Regions from separate parts of the Mus musculus genome. Here region 2 is linked to region 1. The links are chromatin loops, found by intact Hi-C in ENCODE. Cell type or tissue: heart. All regions are shown on one strand. Each heading gives the region's core, and the rest is flanking DNA. Links, peaks and the distances in the headings are about the cores only. Region 1 has its middle 65 kb from the start of Sh2d4a. Region 2 overlaps Gm15991 (a long non-coding RNA gene).

Region 1 (8,991 bases), core at 767-8,766:
CTGCTATAGAGGTCACCTCTCTTTCTCTGCCATTTCTCAGAATCCATCCATTCAACTCCAGCTTTTGAAGGCCAGTGGGAAATGAATTTATGCTCTCTACTCATTATGTGCTGTTTGCTTTGAAACCTAACAAATCTAAAGACGTTGAGTACTGTTTTCCCTAAATATTTTATCACCATAAAAGCTAAATAAAGGCTCATTATGGAAAGTTTGTATTTCATAATTTCAGACATGTATAATATAATATAAATGAGTCACAGAAGCACCCAAATCATCTGCTCTAACCAGCCTTTTGCTTTATCCACACGTTTATTGTGCATATTTACATTTATTAGTTCTTTAAGAACTTTATACATTGTATTTTGATCATATTCACCTCTTTTAAGCTCCTTCAACATCCATTGTACTTCCTGCCCTCCCAACTTCATGTCATTTAAAAAAACAAAACAATACACGGAGCTCAGTTTGTACTGTCCACAAACTCTTGCATGTGCAGCTTACCACTGAGCATAGTAGACTTCCCAGAGGCCACAACATTAAGAGGAACCAATTCTCCCCTTCCTCTAGCTACCAGTGCCTCTGCTGGTGGTGGGTGGGATTTATGCCCACCCCTTCCATGATATGTAGATAGTTTCGTATCTGTTTTCTTCTTGCCACCCACCATTATACTATTATCATTTACACCCTCATAGTCATCTAATACAGTCTTTTTTAAAAATATTTTTTATTATTATGCATTTTCCTCAATTACATTTAGAAGGCTATCCTAAAAGTCCCCCATACCCTCACCCCCATTTCCCTACCCACCCATTCCCATTTTTTTGGCCCTGGCATTCCCCTGTACTGGAGCATATAACGTTTGTGTGTCCAATGGGCCTCTCTTTCCAGTGATGGCCGACTAGGCCATCTTTTGATACATATGCAGCTAGAGTCAAGAGCTCCTGGGTACTGGTTAGTTTATAATGTTGTTGGTAACAAAAGAACTCAAATGATATGTACTCACTGATAAGTGGATATTAGCCCAGAAACTTAGTATACCTGAGATATAAGATACAATTTGCAAAACACATGAAACTGAAGAAGAACGAAGACCAAAGTGTGGACACTTTGCTCCTTCTTAGAATTGGAAACAATCACCCATGGAAGGAGTTACGGAGACAAAGTTTGGAGCTGAGACAAAAGGATGGACCATCTAGAGACTGCCATATCCAGAGATCCATCCCATAATTAGCCTCCAAACGATGACACCATTGCATACACTAGCAAGATTTTGCTGCAAGGACCCTGATATAGCTGTCTCCTGTGAGACTAGGCCAGGGCCTAGCAAACACATAAGTAGATGCTCACAGTCAGCTATTGGATGGATCACAGGGCCCCCAATGGAGGAGCTAGAGAAAGTACCCAAGGAGCTAAAGAGATCGTCTAATACAGTCTTAATTGCATCACAATACTCCTGATTTAACCCTTCCCCCATTGCACAGCGTTTAGATATTTTCCAATTTTTTTTTTGAAATTGTAAATAATGTTGTTGAAAGCATCATCTTTCATGCCATTCTAAAACTGCTTTTCTTCATTAGCTGTGATGGGTTCATGTAGCAGTCTTAGGTGTGAACCAGGTTTCTACGCCCTCTGCATTAGGATTCTCTTGCCTCTATCACATCTGTCTTCCTGAGAGACCCAGAAAGAACACATCGTTTACCTGCTAGTTATAAAGCACGTGAACTTGGTTCATTTCTCCACTTCCTTCAGCCCCTGTACTCACACACTGTCCTGCCCTTTTAACTGTTGTTCTGTAAGGCCATTTACTCCAATTTCCTTCTACCACTCTCCAGATTCTTCCTTGGTGTCACACATGAAAATCACCCAGCTGACCTCGAGGACCTGCTTTGTAGTCTTCTCTGCCCTCCATTCTCAGATCCATCTTTTGTTAGTTTGCTCTCTGTTTCAAAACTCTACGACTCTTCTATGAAACCTTACATGAAATATCACCACACAAAGTGCCACATCTCCTGCTATTTTTTTCTTTGCATCTATGCTGTCTATTTGTCTGCAATCCCATCCCCAGATTCCTGTCTTCCTTTTATTTCCATCTCATTCCAACATGGTTTTTCTTGCTTTATGTTTTAAGCTTTACTTAATCCTTTAGAGCACAGTTCATACCTTATCTACTCTGTGAAACAGAGTGAGTTTCTGTTACATTCAAAGTTGTGCAACTTGAGTTCAATTCTCTTGGCCATTCTTGCTGGGTGATTAGGGGGGAAAGTAAGAAATTCCATCAAGCCTATTTCTGCATATGCAAATAATAATGCCCTGTGTACCCTTGTAAGAACCTAGGAAGAACTGAATATGTGTTACAACATTTTGGCAAGTTTAATGATATACAGATGAAAGAAAATGTTGTCTACTGTATCCATTAGTATCTGTACCTTTGAGTCATTTCAATATCTAGTTTTATACCATATATTGTAGCAGTTAGGATCATTTCTGTTTTCATGATCTTCAAATTATGAATTTGATTTTTGTCTGTCTCATCATATTTGCTCTTGTATTATGTGTGTTAATTTTTCTTGCTCAGCTACGAGATTCTAAGTGCACTATAGTATATTTCCTTATAGTATGCCTATAAACCCCAGAGCTCAATGCCACACATTACCCTAATGACCACCAGTTTAAGCTATATAAATTATAGCCGGCAAGATCTAGGTAGAGTCACATTGGGATTTAAATCTAAAAAAAATATCCTGTGAACCTAGCCTTCTGGGAGGTTCTAGTAATAGAAAAATCTTGCACTTTGGGGAGTTTTTGGAAGTCTAAAATTAAGATTAGCTTGCACTCTGTGTAAGCTATGAAAGCTATATATGAAAGTAGATTCTCCATTTAAATCTTGCCTCTTGGGAATATTCCATAAATTATTATAGCAATTCCCCCTCTGTTACATCTACTGAAGCCAGAGGGGGAATTTAGACACTTAGGAATGAAACCATTTCCTTAGTGGTCTCCATCAGAAAAGTCAATGCTGTGTTGTTAAAGACTGTATGGTCATACCTTCTTTTAGATTACTTATTTAATCTATGAGTCAATTTTTGGTTTTATCTAGTTACTTATGACCCAATGAACCTTTGCATCTATTAGGTTAATACCTAAAATGTCAGGTATAGAATTAGTGAACGACAAAGAGGCTAAGGTTAGACTTAGAGTTCATGCTGCATTTAGGTTAAAAACTAGGGCTATGGTTAGGTTTGTCAGTGTTGGGGCCACAGTTTAATTTAAGATGAAGCTGAGTTTTAATATTAGGTTTAAAGGTAGGATTAATGTCAGAGTTAGTGTTGGCATTATGGCTAGGTTTAGGTTAAGGCTGTGTCTACATTCTCTATTCCAAACGATACTCTCACTAAAAGATATTCTGTAAATTTTCATCTAGTAGGGTAAAAGCCATGTCTTATAGTTTTGCTTATTTTCTTGGGATTAGTATAAGCACTTCTTGGGGAAAAGATTCATTGCATAGTATTCCTCAGATTAGCTGAAATGATCACTTTTCCAAAGATGGCTAGGGTATTTTTAAAACTCTCCCAGTGAAAGACAAGTGATGCTTTAGTGTAGGCATTAACAGTTAAAGGTCAATTGATGGATCATGTTCAGTTTGTACTGCTCTTTCCTCTAACATCTCCAGCACCCAACATAGAAGCTGACACCATTAAAGTGCTGTGATCTGGATTGTACCAACATTATATAACACTTTCAAAATGAAAAGTGTATATATCTTTGAAGCAATAATTTATGAAGCTCCATGGAGAAAAAAATCCCCAAGTTTGCAGATGTCACTCAACTATATATTTTCAGATCATACATCTTTCTCAAACTGTAAATAACAATGTCCAGTGACTGAATGATATTCCTATATGATCCAGTGGCCCCAAATAATGTACTCACAGTTCAGGTGGCTCCTAAATACCAATAATCCCCAACATGAGTCTATTGTCTCCACAGACATAACCTAACGGATTTTTTCTCTTCTTCCATTCTCTTTGAAGACAACACCATCCACCAAGACTTCTAAGCCAGAACCCTGACTCAGTTTCTTCATGTCCTAATTATGTCTTTTAATAAAAACTAGAAGTCCCTCAACTCTCCCACCCACCTCTTCTCTTGTGCTTCCAAGTAGGCCTTCAGTGCCTCTTGCCTAAACCACTTACAGAGACTCTTAGGATAACCATAAAGGTCTTGTCCTACCCTCCAGTTCTCCTGTGCTTACTCTGTCCTTCCCACTGTTACCAAAACGAGATCGTTTTGTTATAATACCCACTAGTTGAAAGTCTTTCTCAATTTTCCTTCTAGAATCTTCTACAATACTCACTCTTCCATTTCCCCATAATTTTCCCGTTCTCTTGTCTCCCAATAGACCTTAAATGTCAAGATTATACTTACGGCACATTAGGGCCTTCATTTCCCTTGAGTAGATGGTTACTTCTTGAAGTTGAAACTAGTTCATTCATCCATACACTACCACTTCACTGAGCAGTGCTTGGCACACAGCAAGTGATCACAAAGGTTTTTTAGATTCAAGGAAACCTCTTGTAGGACTCTGAAACTCTCAGAGATCCTCTTTGTATATTACTGTGTCCGGTCCCAAAATAAAACTTGTGCTGTGTAAGGTTTCTTTAAAAAGCACACCCTGCATCTCAGCAGGAAGCAACAGATTAATAAACAGCTGACAGAGCAAACTGAATAGCACTCAATGAATCACCCATGTTCCTTTACTTACTGTTCACCAGACTGGGGGAGACAGTGGATGAGCATAGAGTGCTTATTCCTCATTGGCAGATTTGCAAAGGATGCATAGAAGCCTGGGGTATGAGAACATCACTTACTTCCCACATCATGGTGCAACAGAACCACAAAAAGGAAACACCTACAACAAAAGTGAATCTGGAAGCCTGCATGAGTACAGAAATTAAACTAGCACAAAATTTGTGGTTACAGAATGTCCACCTCAACCTATGTTGCCTGGTGTGTAATATAGAGACTTGCATGTGGTGAAAACTAAGTTTTTAAATCACTCCTGAGAACAAATGATGGCTATGTAGATGGTATACAGAATTCTTCCTCTATTCCTTCCTTACTTTCTTCCATCTTTCTCTCCCTTTCTTCTCTGCCTCTTTCTTTCAACAGGATTCCAGGAATCTCAGATTGTTCTAGAATCCCTAACATAGCAGAAGAATCTCTTGAACTTTTGAGTCTTTTGTTTCCACCTCTGGAGTGCTGGGATTACAGACGAGCACTATCACATCTAGTTTATCTGATGTTGAGGATCAAACCTAGGGCTTTGTATATTCTAGACAATGCTCTACTAACTGAGATGCCTCCCACCCACCCCCAATACGTAGTTTTCTATAGACACTGGCTGTCTGCACTGTGGAGGAACTCAGGCTAAGGAGGCTGAGAGTGGGGCTCTGGACTCACCATGCGAAAACCAAAGAGCTCAGGCTACTTCCAAGGATTGAGCTCAGGTTACCTGTAGCAGATTCCAGATCCTTGAAATAATTCTCTCAAAAACCCCTTCAATCTGGAAGGTTAGAGCCACCAATAGTTTTCTTTTGGAAAGGTGATACAGCATAGGGATACAGATGGGATGGAGGATTGGGGAGAGATGATATTCAAAGGGATGAAATCTATCTAGTCCATTCATAAAATATAAAACCATCAATGTGTCCAGAGAAAGGGTCGAATTTTGCCCATTTGTGGTGGGTTTCTCTCATGCTTGTCCTCTGCATACTTCCTACTTGGGATCAAAAATGAGAAAACAAAACAGCCCCGATGAGATGCTGTCCTTTGGATCTTAATACTCCCCACAACTGAAAACTTCCTCATCCTGCCTTCCTGTGTGTCTCTGAGGCAAGTGATGGATTCTGACTCTCACTGTACCAAGCCCAGAAGGAATAGCTTTTGTTTTCTCTTGTGTGTGTTATCTTGGTGAGTTTTATTCCTGGATGTTTTTGAAGTATCCCAGATTCTAGCTAACTGTAACGGGAAAAGACCAAGCCAGGCATGGTAGATGAATCTGAGGACCAGAATGGGAACAGTTGTGGGAGAGGACTTTCAAGTTCAGTGAGAGAAGTACAAAGACAACTGCATAGCCCAGGGTGACTCGGTTCAGACACTGGCATCCGTGGAGATGGGAAGGAAGCAAGGGGGTGTGTGATGATAGAGTGGTGTTGAACATACAGAACAAGAGAATACACACTTCATCTGTTTGTTCCTTCCTGCTTAGCCTCGACTCTGTCTGGTGGCTCCATTATGCTGCTACAATGGGAGTAGTGGTGACCATGAGAGGTGTTGGCTGCTTGGTAAGGGGTCATTTTGGCAGTAGCAGGCCTGAAGCACTCCTGAAGACCTACCCAAGCCAGAGCTCCAGAGGGACTGGCAGGAACCTGAGTGCAGGAGCACATGCTATACAGCTAGACCTCCACGGCCCATGTGTGCATGCTGAAGAACTAGTACTCCTGTCTTTGATACAGCTGTCGCATCTCACTGGCCCACCAGTTCTTCCTCCCATAAACCTGAGGATAGCTCCTGAGCTCGGTATGGCAGCTAGTAGAAGAGCTGCCACCCTAGTTGGAGATGTCATCCCGTTGGGACCATGGCACATCTGGTGTAGCAGGCAGCATCAAGGACTGGAGCTCTGCGGCAAAAAGATGTGTATCCATGGGGAAGAAAGAATAGAGAGGAGCAGGGCCAGAGTTGAAGACTGCTCCAGGCACCTCAGCGTGGATGGCAATATGGAGCAGACCCCTTGGGGTAACTTGACACACAGGGAAACGCTGATAATCCCAGGTCATCATCTGCTAATGGACAGAGCATCTTCCACCTCATGGTGGTAATCCTTTAGGTGTCAGTACCTTGCTATCTGGGTACCAGAGGAAGGAAAGCCCTGGGAAATGCTGGTGACTTCCTTTAGCTTTAACTCTGATGCAGCCTCATTGTGTCTTTATTCTTCCTGGAACAGAGAGAAAGAGGATTTAAAAGGAACAGATTTTCAGAGGAAGAACAGGGACAAAACAGGCCACAATGAGTGTATATAATGCCAAAAGTTCAACAGCTCAACAGCACCAAGACCGAAGAGTTACTTCCACAAGAAGACCTACTGTTACACTGTCAGTTGGCAAGTGGAGTTAGTTGGCTTGTACTAGCCTCACTTGGCTTCTTTAATGACAAGCTCTATAATAGTGATTTCAGGGAATAGGACCAGAATCCACTGCACTTTGTGCAGAACATGCTTAGTTTTTCATTACGGGACTGAATCTTGGTTTAGCTATTCCAGAAAGCCTCAGGCTTGCAGTTCCTCTTTCTCTGCTGCTTCTGAAAGAAAATGATATAATAAGTGAAACATTTGGAAGTTTGTGAAGCTTTATCTCAGATAAAATAAGAACATTGTATATTCCGGTTGTCCAGGTTTGTATTGATGAGCTGTTGTGGAGCCATTCCTAGATGTGAGTTTGTTCTCAACTCATTCTGGAATACCTTCCTCACAGGTAGTTTTAACCATAATTCTTATGACTCTGATGTAACCTCTGAGGATGGGGAAAACACATCACAGCAGACTGACAAGAAAACATAACGTATCTGGTCTACTTAGCACCATCAGCTTAACAGAGCTGAGAGTCCTCTGAGAAGAAAGCATCCTTTGAGGAATTATCTAGATTAGACCTGCCCGTAGGCATGTATTTGAGAGAATTGCCTTATTACTTGATGCAGAGGAACCAACATACTATAGGCAATACCATATTTAGGCAGATGTTCCTGGGCTGTGAAAGAACACTGGCTAATCATGAGCCTGAAGAACAAGCCAGCAAACAGCATTCAGCTATAGCCCCTGCCTCTAGGTTCCTGCTTTGAGTTCCCACCCTTACTTCCCTTTGCAACAAATTATAATCTGAAATTGTAAGGAAAATAAATAGTTTCTTCCCCAAATTGCTTTTGGTCTTTGTGTTTTATCTCAGCAATAGAAGAAAACTAAACAGCATCTTAATGAAATTTCTTCTGCCATTAAAATTATATTAGTGGAGGCTGCAGAGACAGGTTTCCAGTTAAGAGTACTTGCTTGCTTTCATAGAGAGCCTCGCTTCGGTTCCTAGTACCAAGATGGCGGCCCACTGCCTACAATTCCAGTTTCAGAGAATCCAACATCCTTGTCTCCTCAATCACTGCATGTTTGTAGTGCTTATACAGATGAGAAGGCACACACATATAGAGATACAGATACAGATGATACAGATACAGATACAGATACAGATACAGATACAGATAGATACAGATACAGATACAGATACAGATACAGATGCAGATAGATACAGATACAGATACAGATACAGATACAGATACAGATACAGATACAGATACAGATACAGATACAGATACAGATACAGATACAGATACATAAAAATACATTTTTGACTGGGCAGTGTTTTACATCTGCAGTTCTAGCACTTGGTGAAGCAGGAGTATCGAGACAACTTGAGGTCAGTGTGCTCTCTATATGTCAAGACCCAGGCCAGAAACTATCTCCTGTTTCTCTCTCTCTCTCTCTCTCTCTCTCTCTCTCTCTCTCTCTCTCTCTCTCTCCCTCCCTCCCTCCCTCCCTCCCTCTCTCTCTCTCTCCCTCTCTCTCTCTCTCTCTCCTACCTGCATGCTGCCATGCTTTCCACCATGCTAATTGGATTAAGTCTCAGAAATTGAAAATCAAGCCCCAGTTAAATGCTTTTCTGTGTCAGAGTTGCCATTGTCATGGTGTCTCTTCAAACCAGTAGAACACTGCCTATAACAAATCCTTTTAAAATTACATAGTTTTCTTTTTATTTCTGTAATAAAATGATAAAACTAGGTTAGAGGAGGAACACTTCCATTTCACCTTACAATTCCATCTTACAAGTCCATCATCGAGGAACCTGTAAGGAAGCCAGGGCAAGAACTCCAGGCAAGAATCTGTAGTCAGGG
Region 2 (8,991 bases), core at 326-8,325, 210 kb before region 1:
CCGAATACAGTCCATTCTTTAGAGGACATCACATTAACAGGAACCACTATATACTTCTTTAAGTTTAGATACTCCATACCATGAACTCAACTCTATAGCCCTAGGAGAATTACCAATTTGGGTACAATTACCATAAATGTTAAATGTTGACATCAAGAGAAATAAGGTGATGGACCAAGAACATTAAAAATATCATTTAATCCTTTAACAAGACTTAGTAGAAAACAGATCTTCAATTTATCAATATAATTTTTCTAAAATATTTCTAAAATTCTATTACTTCTATATGTATTTATATTTATAGCACTACACTTTAAACTATATGATTCAAAAGAATTATAAAACATTAGACTTGAGCTAGTACAGTCTTAAGATTGTAAAATTACACATTTCTCTTGCCCTTTCCACTTTATCCTTTGGCTCTACAGTTTAAAGTTTCATTCACGTTCTCACATGACTTAACAATAATGATCTGAAAAAGAAGAAAGAAAAAACTCAAAGCATGCCTCTGGCCCAGTGACTTATGTATGATTCTCCCTTTTCAAGTGCTTTGTTTTGTAGTTTTCAAGGACAAATCTCAAAGGACTAAGGAAGAGACTGCAGCATATACTATATACTGAATCAAAGACAATTACTGTTAAGGCAGAAATGACAAGTTTTGGAAAGTACCACACAGTCATCTACCATTACCTATCATTCATTTCAGTCTTCTGTTGTTACTTTTAAAAAGCATGAACTCTAAGTGTGCTTGGTTTCCCAAACAGCAAAACAAAAGGGCAGGTCACAAACTTCCTGAAAAAGTGGGTATAAACCTGAATTTCTCTTTAGTAAATATCGAGGAATAGAATGACCAGGTGGTACAAAGGGTGTCTCACTTAACTGCTTTTTAAATATTTCACACAGCTGTGGGTAAGAAGCCCAGCAGATGCACATTCTTGCCAATAGCTCTATTCGCTATTGACAGAGAGTATTATACACTGTTTACATAATGTGATGGTTTATATATGCTCAGCCCAGGGAGTGGCACTATTAGAAGGTGTGGCCCTGTTGGAGTAGGTGTGTCACTGTGGGTGTGGGCTATAAGACCCCTCATCCTAGCTGCCTGGAAGTCAGCCTTCCACTAGCAGCCTTCAGATGGAAATATAGAACTCTCAGCTCCTCCTGCGTCATGCCTGCCTGGACACTGCCATGCTCCCGCCTTGATGATAATGAACTGAATCTCTGAACCTGTAAGCCAGCCCCAATTAAATGTTGTCCTTATGAGAGCTGCCTTGGTCATGGTGTCTGTTCACAGCAGTAAAACCCTAACTAAGACACATAATTAAGTAAAAATTGTGCTTCATCAGAGTAAAAAAAAAAAGCAGAAACCCACAAGATGGCATCTAAAATTCAGAGCAATGGAAGACTTCCAAACTGTGTTAAGGTGATTATAAATGTAGAAAACCATAAAAAGACTACAGGAGTTAAGTACATACACATGCACTAACTTCTTGGAAATCTTTAAATGCTGTTACACAAACCCAACTAACACGCCAATCTGAAACAGAGAATTGCTTGTTCTGTTTTCAACCAAATGCCAACCACATTAGGTCAAACCCCTTATCCAGTAAAACAAGGGCTAAGTAACAATACAGGTAGAAGGAGTGACGATTATCATTCCACTGTACAGTTGGAGGTCAGAGGCACAGACATGAGGACCCGCTATCATCCTTATTAATGCAACAAACAGAATCAGAAGCACTTGCATGATTCTGAGGTGTTTGCATATCACAAAATAATTGAGACATGCCACTGAAATCACTTTCTACGACAAGAAAGTGGAAATTGGATAATGTACACAGTGCCACAAGGTTGTGAGTTACAAACCCTGGACTCAAACTCAGAAAGTCTAACTCCAAAGCACAAGTTCTCACCTCTTCCTGTCTCCCAAAAGACACCTCCACCACCACTTTTCTGTAGACTCGGATAAGTGCTCTGAAACTCTTAAGACTGTGTATCTCACACTCTCTCTAAGGAAAGTGTATTCAGAAATGTGCTGCTCCCATGCACTGAAAGGCCAAGCTTTGGGGTCAGGAAATTGTAACTGAAAGGAAATTATTTCAGATGCCACCCCTTGAGAATGGGGATAACAGAGGCAATTTATGGGATTTCCCTGAGGATCAAATAAGATACAATATTCAAAGTGCATAGTATAGTATTGGAATGCTAAGGAAGTCAGTCGGTAGGATTACTGATACAGGTACTAATATTAGTTCTATTTGTTCTAAGCTGTTTGGAAGACTGTTGCTTCTAATTATAGAATGTGACAGTAATTTTCAAGTGAGAGCTCTCTTAAGATTACATTGTCTAAAAAAATTTGTGGAATTGACTCTCCATAACATATGATGGTAGCCAAAAATAAAGTATAGTTATACAGAATGATGGTAAATGTGGAAAATAAAATCTTAACAACAAGTAGTTAATTCTTGAAACTTGAAGTATGGGAAGCTGAAAATTCTTCAAAAAACAGACTTGAAATTACCTAGAGCAAGCTGTAGGAACTATATCCAACTCTAGTTTTGGGAAGACAGCTCTAGAGAACAGTTGGAGCACACAGGCTTCACAGGGGTAAGCAGGAAGTGATGTAGGTAAGTACAGGATGCAGAAATAAGTAGGACCACACATCTTTTACCTAGAAGACAATGTTTAAGACACTTACTAGAATCCGGAGTTTTCTCTTCTGACTTGCCAAACAGAAATTCGTACTTTGCCTTGGCAACACTCTGAGAATGTGCTGATGCACTGTTAACCCAAACAAACGGCTCTGCCTGCAAAATGAGAACCAAACGAAGACATTATCACAAATACAGCATAACAAGTAATGACAAAACAAATTACCCAAGAAGGGAATGATTACACCACCGCGGTAAATATGCTTGATACACTACTATATAATCACTCAAAATTAATCAAACAAAAAATCAGAATATAATCAGGACACACGATTTCATCAATGAGATCCAGCCAGAAAATAGTATACATGTCATGTCTATGGGGGTGGGGGAACACCACACACAAAGCCTGCCATGACTCAGTAACGTGCTTGCCATGTAAGCACAATGACCTGAGTCCAATATCTGGAACATATGTTGAAATCAACAAACAAACATGAGAGCTATCAGTCTGTAACTCCAGCCCTGGGAAGGCCGGCTGGCCATGCCTACTCAGTGAACTCCAGACCAATGAGACTCTGTTTCAAACAAAGTGACTGGCTCCTCAGGAATGATACCAAGGGGTAACCTCTGGCTTGCACACACACACTCACATATATGCACCCACATGAACAGGCTCTCACATGCATGCATACACACACAGTAAGTTTATGCTAGCTTTTAGCTATTAAAAACCTTATTTTATTTTCTGCATGATTAACTTCAAGTAATTCTTTCTATGTGTTTGGTTGAGCCACACCAAAGAGAAAGTAGCCTTTCTCCAAAACTTACCATATCTGTACATCAGAAATACCACTCAGCTAGTCAAGGAGTATACCGAACTGTAAGTAATTCCATTGATACAATCTGTCTTAAATTTGAGCATCTGCCCAGATTCTTAAAAGGCTGCTATTTAAAGAAAAACTACAGGGGTAAAATTGGTTCACATCATAATTCCTAAGACTTCCTTCCTGACTGCTTTTAGACAAGTATTGAAATTTGAGTGGTTCCCATTTCTGGCCTAGAATTAAGTAATAGATGAAATTTGATCTATGCCCACCGTGCAGTCATCCCCTTGCCTCTACTGTGAATGAACACATCCAAGATATGATATTATCTACACTGGGTTCTGTCTTGACTACAAAACATCTACTCTCATGTAGGACTCTTCTCTGGGCAACGCTGACATCAAGGGTTCTGTGAACAATCAAGTAACCACTCGAAACAAGGGTACCTCAGACTTCCTGCCTGTGAAGCAGAAATGTCTGTCGGTGACAGAAGGACCAATTACAACTCCAGCACCCTACAACAGCCAAGTACAGCATGTGGTGTCATCCCTGGTGCTCTCCCCTGGCTCTTCTATGCCACTATCAAAAGGTTAACTTGCAGAAGTTTGAGACAGCATTCCTTAAAATACTTCTGCAATCATTTATTTTTTATAATGTATAAAATTCATCTCTGGAAATTCTTCTTAGTGTAGTGTGTTTAACAAGTACAGATTAATTAACCTTTTCCCCAACAGAGAGAAAATAATGATAATCTGTGTATGTAGAGAGCTCTGGCTAATAAAAGGAACTCTCCCAGGAATTCCCAAAGAAGGTGACCTAATTTGGGGAAGATGCTTATGTAGGGTTTTCTGAGGAAGTGATCGCTGCAGAAACGAGAAACACGAGATGCTTGGAAGGTCAGAAACATGTACTATGCAGAGGGACAATGACCCATACCTACACTGAGAGCAGGCCAAGCAGCTCAGAAGAACATGTAAGGGGCCCATTTCAGAGCAGACAGAGAGCAACAGGGCTCTCAGAAGCAATAGCAAACCAGCATGGGGTACCTGGGGAGTGAGGCCTCATTTTAATCAGAACTTGAAAGAAAGCCATCAAAACATTTTGGCAAATATTTTTATTTATTTACATTTCAAATATTGTTCACTTACATTTTTAAAAGCTATAGGCCTATCATACAAAGGAGCTTAATAGTCTATGAGAGAATAGAGCTCATGGCAAGTAGACTAAAGTGGGTTAATTTAGATCTTTGCATAGAGATGGTCTGTGGAATGCTCTGGTCAGTCAGATTTAAGAAAGTAAAAAGAAGATTAAATCAAGGATAATTATAATGGATAAGATTTATTAACCACTTACTCTGTGGCAAGCACTGCTCCTCTAGTGCTATGTATGGAATGCATCATTTAATGCTCAGAGCAATCACATAAACTGAGTACAGCTCTCATCCCTGTCTCATGGATGACAAAATGATTCGATAAACAAGGTGTCCAAGGTAGTACAGATAATAAATTACACGTTCTGGATTTGATTCTATGCAGTCTAAATCCAGAGCACATAGCTCTTGAGCTGGCATCCAGGAGTCAGGCTTGCATGTCTGGGAATATGGAGTGAGATGGGAAGAGATTAGAGAAGGATTATTACCTTCAGCTTGAACTTGCAACTGCCAGGTAACCTCCAAAGCCACTTAGCATGCCACAGACGTATACTGTAAAGAAGAAGCTCACCAGTACACAACCAGCAAATATCCAGGATGCAATGCATGATGCACTTTCAGCAGGTCAAGAAAGATAATCTTTTTGGCTTAGACTCACAATTAGAGCTTGAAGACTATTCTAAAGAAAAGTTTCATTTGAGCACTAATCTTTGGCTTTTGGTCTAGGGGGAGCCTATCAGAAGATTTCTGGAAGTCCATACTCAGGAAAAATACTTACATTCTGATTCTCACTTAAGATAAAATTTGGCAGTTTATTTTAAATATTAATGTATTTTAAATACATAGTTAGCCCTCCCTATCTGCAGATTGTAAATCCACAGATGCAATCAAACATAGACCTGTTCCTCTTACAGAGGACACAGGTTTGGCGCTCAGAATCCACATGATAGCTTACAATCTTCCTTAAGTTCCAGGGGATTCAACACACTGTTCTGACCTCCAAGGTCACAGGGCACACATGATGTATATACATACATGAAGGTATCATACACTTAAACTAAAACTTTTTTAAATCAAAAAAAAAAAAAAAACAAGGACAACTAAAAGGACATTTAAAGATTTTTTTCTCAAACTTCTAAGTCATGAGTCTATGTCTGTGTATCTCCAGGAGGGTATTGGGAAAATGTATGGTTGTACGTAAGTGTCCAGGTTACCTTTCTTTTTCTGAGATAAAATACTTTAATCAAAAGCAACTTGGGGGAGGAAAAGAGTTTTTTTCAGCTCAAACTTCTAGACCATGACCATAGTCGCACACCTTTAATCCCAGCACTCAGGAGGCAGAGATAGGAGGATTTCTGAGTTCAGTTCGAGGCCAGCCTGGTCTACAAAGTAAGTTCCAGGACAGCCAGAGCTATACAGAGAAACCCTGTCTCAAAAAAAAAAAAAAAAAGAGAGAATTCATGGGAGGAGCCAAGGGAAAACCACGTAGAAACACAGCTTCCTGGGCTTATTGACTTGCTATAACTCAGCTAGCTTTCATACTCCCCAGGTCTACCCACTAGAGGTGATACAGCTCAGAATGAGCGGGGCCCTTCACATCAATCATCAGCCAAGATAACCTCTCACAGGTGTAGTCAAAGGTCTATCAAATTAGGCAATTTTATTATTATCCTTATGATTACCATCATCAATATCACATACAGGTATTTGCCTGCATACGTGTGTGTGTGTGTGTGTGTGTGTGTGTGTGCCCCATTTGCATGCCCCGTGCCCCTCAGAGGCCAGAGGGGGCATTATCCCCTAGAGCTGGAGTTACATATGGTTGTGATCCACTGTGTGGGTGCTGGGAGCTGAAGCTAAGTTCTCTGGAAGAACACCCACTGCTCTTAACCTTTAAGCCATCTCTCCAGCCCCAACCAAAAAGGTCCTCAATTGAGCTTCCCCTTTCTTCCCAAGTGACTCTTGGTTGTTTTAAGTTGGTAATACAAACTACCCAGCCCAGTGAGTATACACAGTCATAATTTAAAGTATACTTCTCCATATATCATGATCAAAACTGTTTAAAATACACTGATACAAGGGAGTTCTCAACATTCAGCACAAATTAAAATAGTCCATAGCACTTATTAAAACAAATGTTTCTTGTAATGCACACAAGAGCTTCAAATTCAGTTAGTGCAGGGCCTGAAAATGTGCACTTCCTCCCAATATTCCAGGTGACGCTGGTGGTCCGGCATCACACGGCCGGCAGCACAGCTCCTGATAGGTCTGCTCTTCATATGTTATTGTATGTAAGAATCAACTGGCAGTCGTCCTGTTGTGTTTGCAGGTCTGATCTGATATTGAGCGGACCACAGTTTGAGTGCCTAGACTCGCAGGCTCTGAAGCTGAGAGTGAAGCAGCATACTCAAAGCATACTCAGACTCTCACACAAGAAAAAAAAAAATTTTATGGGCTGCTCTATCTAGAAATAACAGCGATGAAAGTGTCTCAATTTAACAAAGCACTCCATATTTTGGCAGTTATGGGGACACCTTCATCCAGGCTGAAGTCAAGGCATTAATATCCATCCGCTTTGCTAAGTGAAATAAAACGCACTCTCCTGCCTTCCATTATCCTGAGACTGTGAGCTCTGCTGATTCTGCTCTCCCCATGCTAATGCTTTGAAATCTTCACCTAGCTCTACAATAATTGTAGACCTCTGAACGACTGTATTTGAGATAATCAGCTTGATTAAAGACATGCATGATTCAGTAACACGCTTTTCAATCTGTATTACTCCTTGAATAAAACTTACTCCTTTTGATTTATCACAATCACTTAGGAGCACAAATCTCTTCGATAAGCATACAGAATAGGGGCTAGGATAAGCTCAGCAGTTAGCGTGCATGTTTCGCATACATGAGGGCCTAGGTTCAAAGCCTGACCCCGAAAATGTAATTTAAAAGGCAGTAAAGGACTTATAACTTGATTTGGGTGATCAGGACTAAAATCCAGTTTTGCTACTCTTCAATTAACATAAATGTCTGGACTTCCGATCCCCTGCTATATAAAAGCGCTAAAGAATCTGGATAGCGGACTTGTTGACACAACCCTGATCTTGGCACTCAGGAGGGCTAAGAAGTAGGTAAGCCAGTATTACAATGTACATCTCTAATTTGAAATCTGAAACTTTTAGGAACTAAGAAGACACACAAATTCTACCTCATGTCACAGAACATAGTTGAAATGAAGGCACAATAAAAACATCATATAAAATTTCTGTCTGGCTACAAAATAGGGGAGGGGAAAGAAAACAAAGTAGAAAACTTCATAAGTAAAAGTCACTTTCAGTGAAGTGGGCAGAAAACGACTGGGGCCACAGGAGTGGTGGAGGGGAAGGAGAATGGGCCTAAAGCAGCACCATGCACTGTATTGTTCTAATTATCTCAACTTCAATATGATTTGAGAGTCAGTTGAGTATTCCAGAGCTCTTTGGGCCAGAAGAGATTAAAAGCTAAATTGAAAATAATAAAAATAATATTTCACAACTCCCTTTAAGCCAACACTTAATTCCAACATTCACGTCCACGTTCAATCCTGTTTAATCCCTTCTGTTCCCTTTATCTGCAGAAGCTGAGTCCACTGCAACAGGGTACTGTGTGCAACAGGGTACTGTGTGCAACAGGGTACTGTGTGCACTTACCAACAATTGCCGTCAGAGAGCTGAAGATTGGAGCTGATGCTGCAGACACTTGGTTAGGTGTTCTTGGATGAACTGTATTCTGAACAACCCATGTTGAAGCCCTGACTTCAACCACAACTGTATTTGGAGGTCATTACAATGAGATCAGCAGATTAGGTCTTAAACTAAGGTAGCTGGTGACTTTCTAAGAAAACAATATGAGAGACACAGAGAGATAGCCAAAACAAAGACCACGTGAAGACAAAGGGAGAAGGTGCCATCTGAAGCCATGGGAAGGGACCTCAGCAGTATCAACTCAATAGTCATGGACTGCTGATTTTTAAACACAGGAGACAGTTTAGTTCTACTGCATAAGCCACTCAGTCTGTGGTATGTTAAGAGCCTAGCAAATACATCAGGGAAACCTGGAGTAAGCAAAGGCAAAAGAGACGTTGTCTAGAGTAGACAAATGGTAAGTCAAGGTTCCCTCTCGGGGTTCTTAAAATCATTACCAGAAGAACCTAAGAATGGACTCAAATAGAAGCTCAAAGACAATGTTACTAGAGTTTGCCAGAAAACCCCCAGGGCAGCCCAGCTATAAACTGCAGAGGCAGCCCAGAGGAGGAGAGGGGAGGGTGGGGGGAGCATTCCATTTAAGCTAGCACAGAGGTCAAGAAGCAAGCAAGGTGGGGAAGGAGA

What was found. Hi-C counts contacts between places; a loop is a spot of excess contacts. Peaks named below come from ENCODE experiments on the same cell type or tissue, not always from the same donor. Only the 100,000 strongest peaks of a DNase experiment are listed, where the experiment ranks them.
Region 2: it touches region 1 in a loop (2.1-fold over the local background); 2 of 42 quality-filtered maps call a loop at or near these places.

Annotation. Positions count from the first base shown.
Region 1 is chr8:68,207,500-68,216,490 of GRCm38, forward strand. It overlaps a transcript of Psd3 not described here. Among named protein-coding and RNA genes, the nearest start is that of Sh2d4a, 65 kb to the right of the region's middle. In heart, for the core only: no CTCF peak of the experiment used is centred there; a DNase peak (open chromatin) is centred at 4,712.
Region 2 is chr8:67,998,019-68,007,009 of GRCm38, forward strand. Gm15991 (a long non-coding RNA gene) reads left to right here. Exons shown (of 7, transcript XR_003947558.1): 5 at 8,241-8,991. It also overlaps a transcript of Psd3 not described here. Among named protein-coding and RNA genes, the nearest start is that of Psd3, 28 kb to the left of the region's middle. In heart, for the core only: no CTCF peak of the experiment used is centred there; no DNase peak of the experiment used is centred there.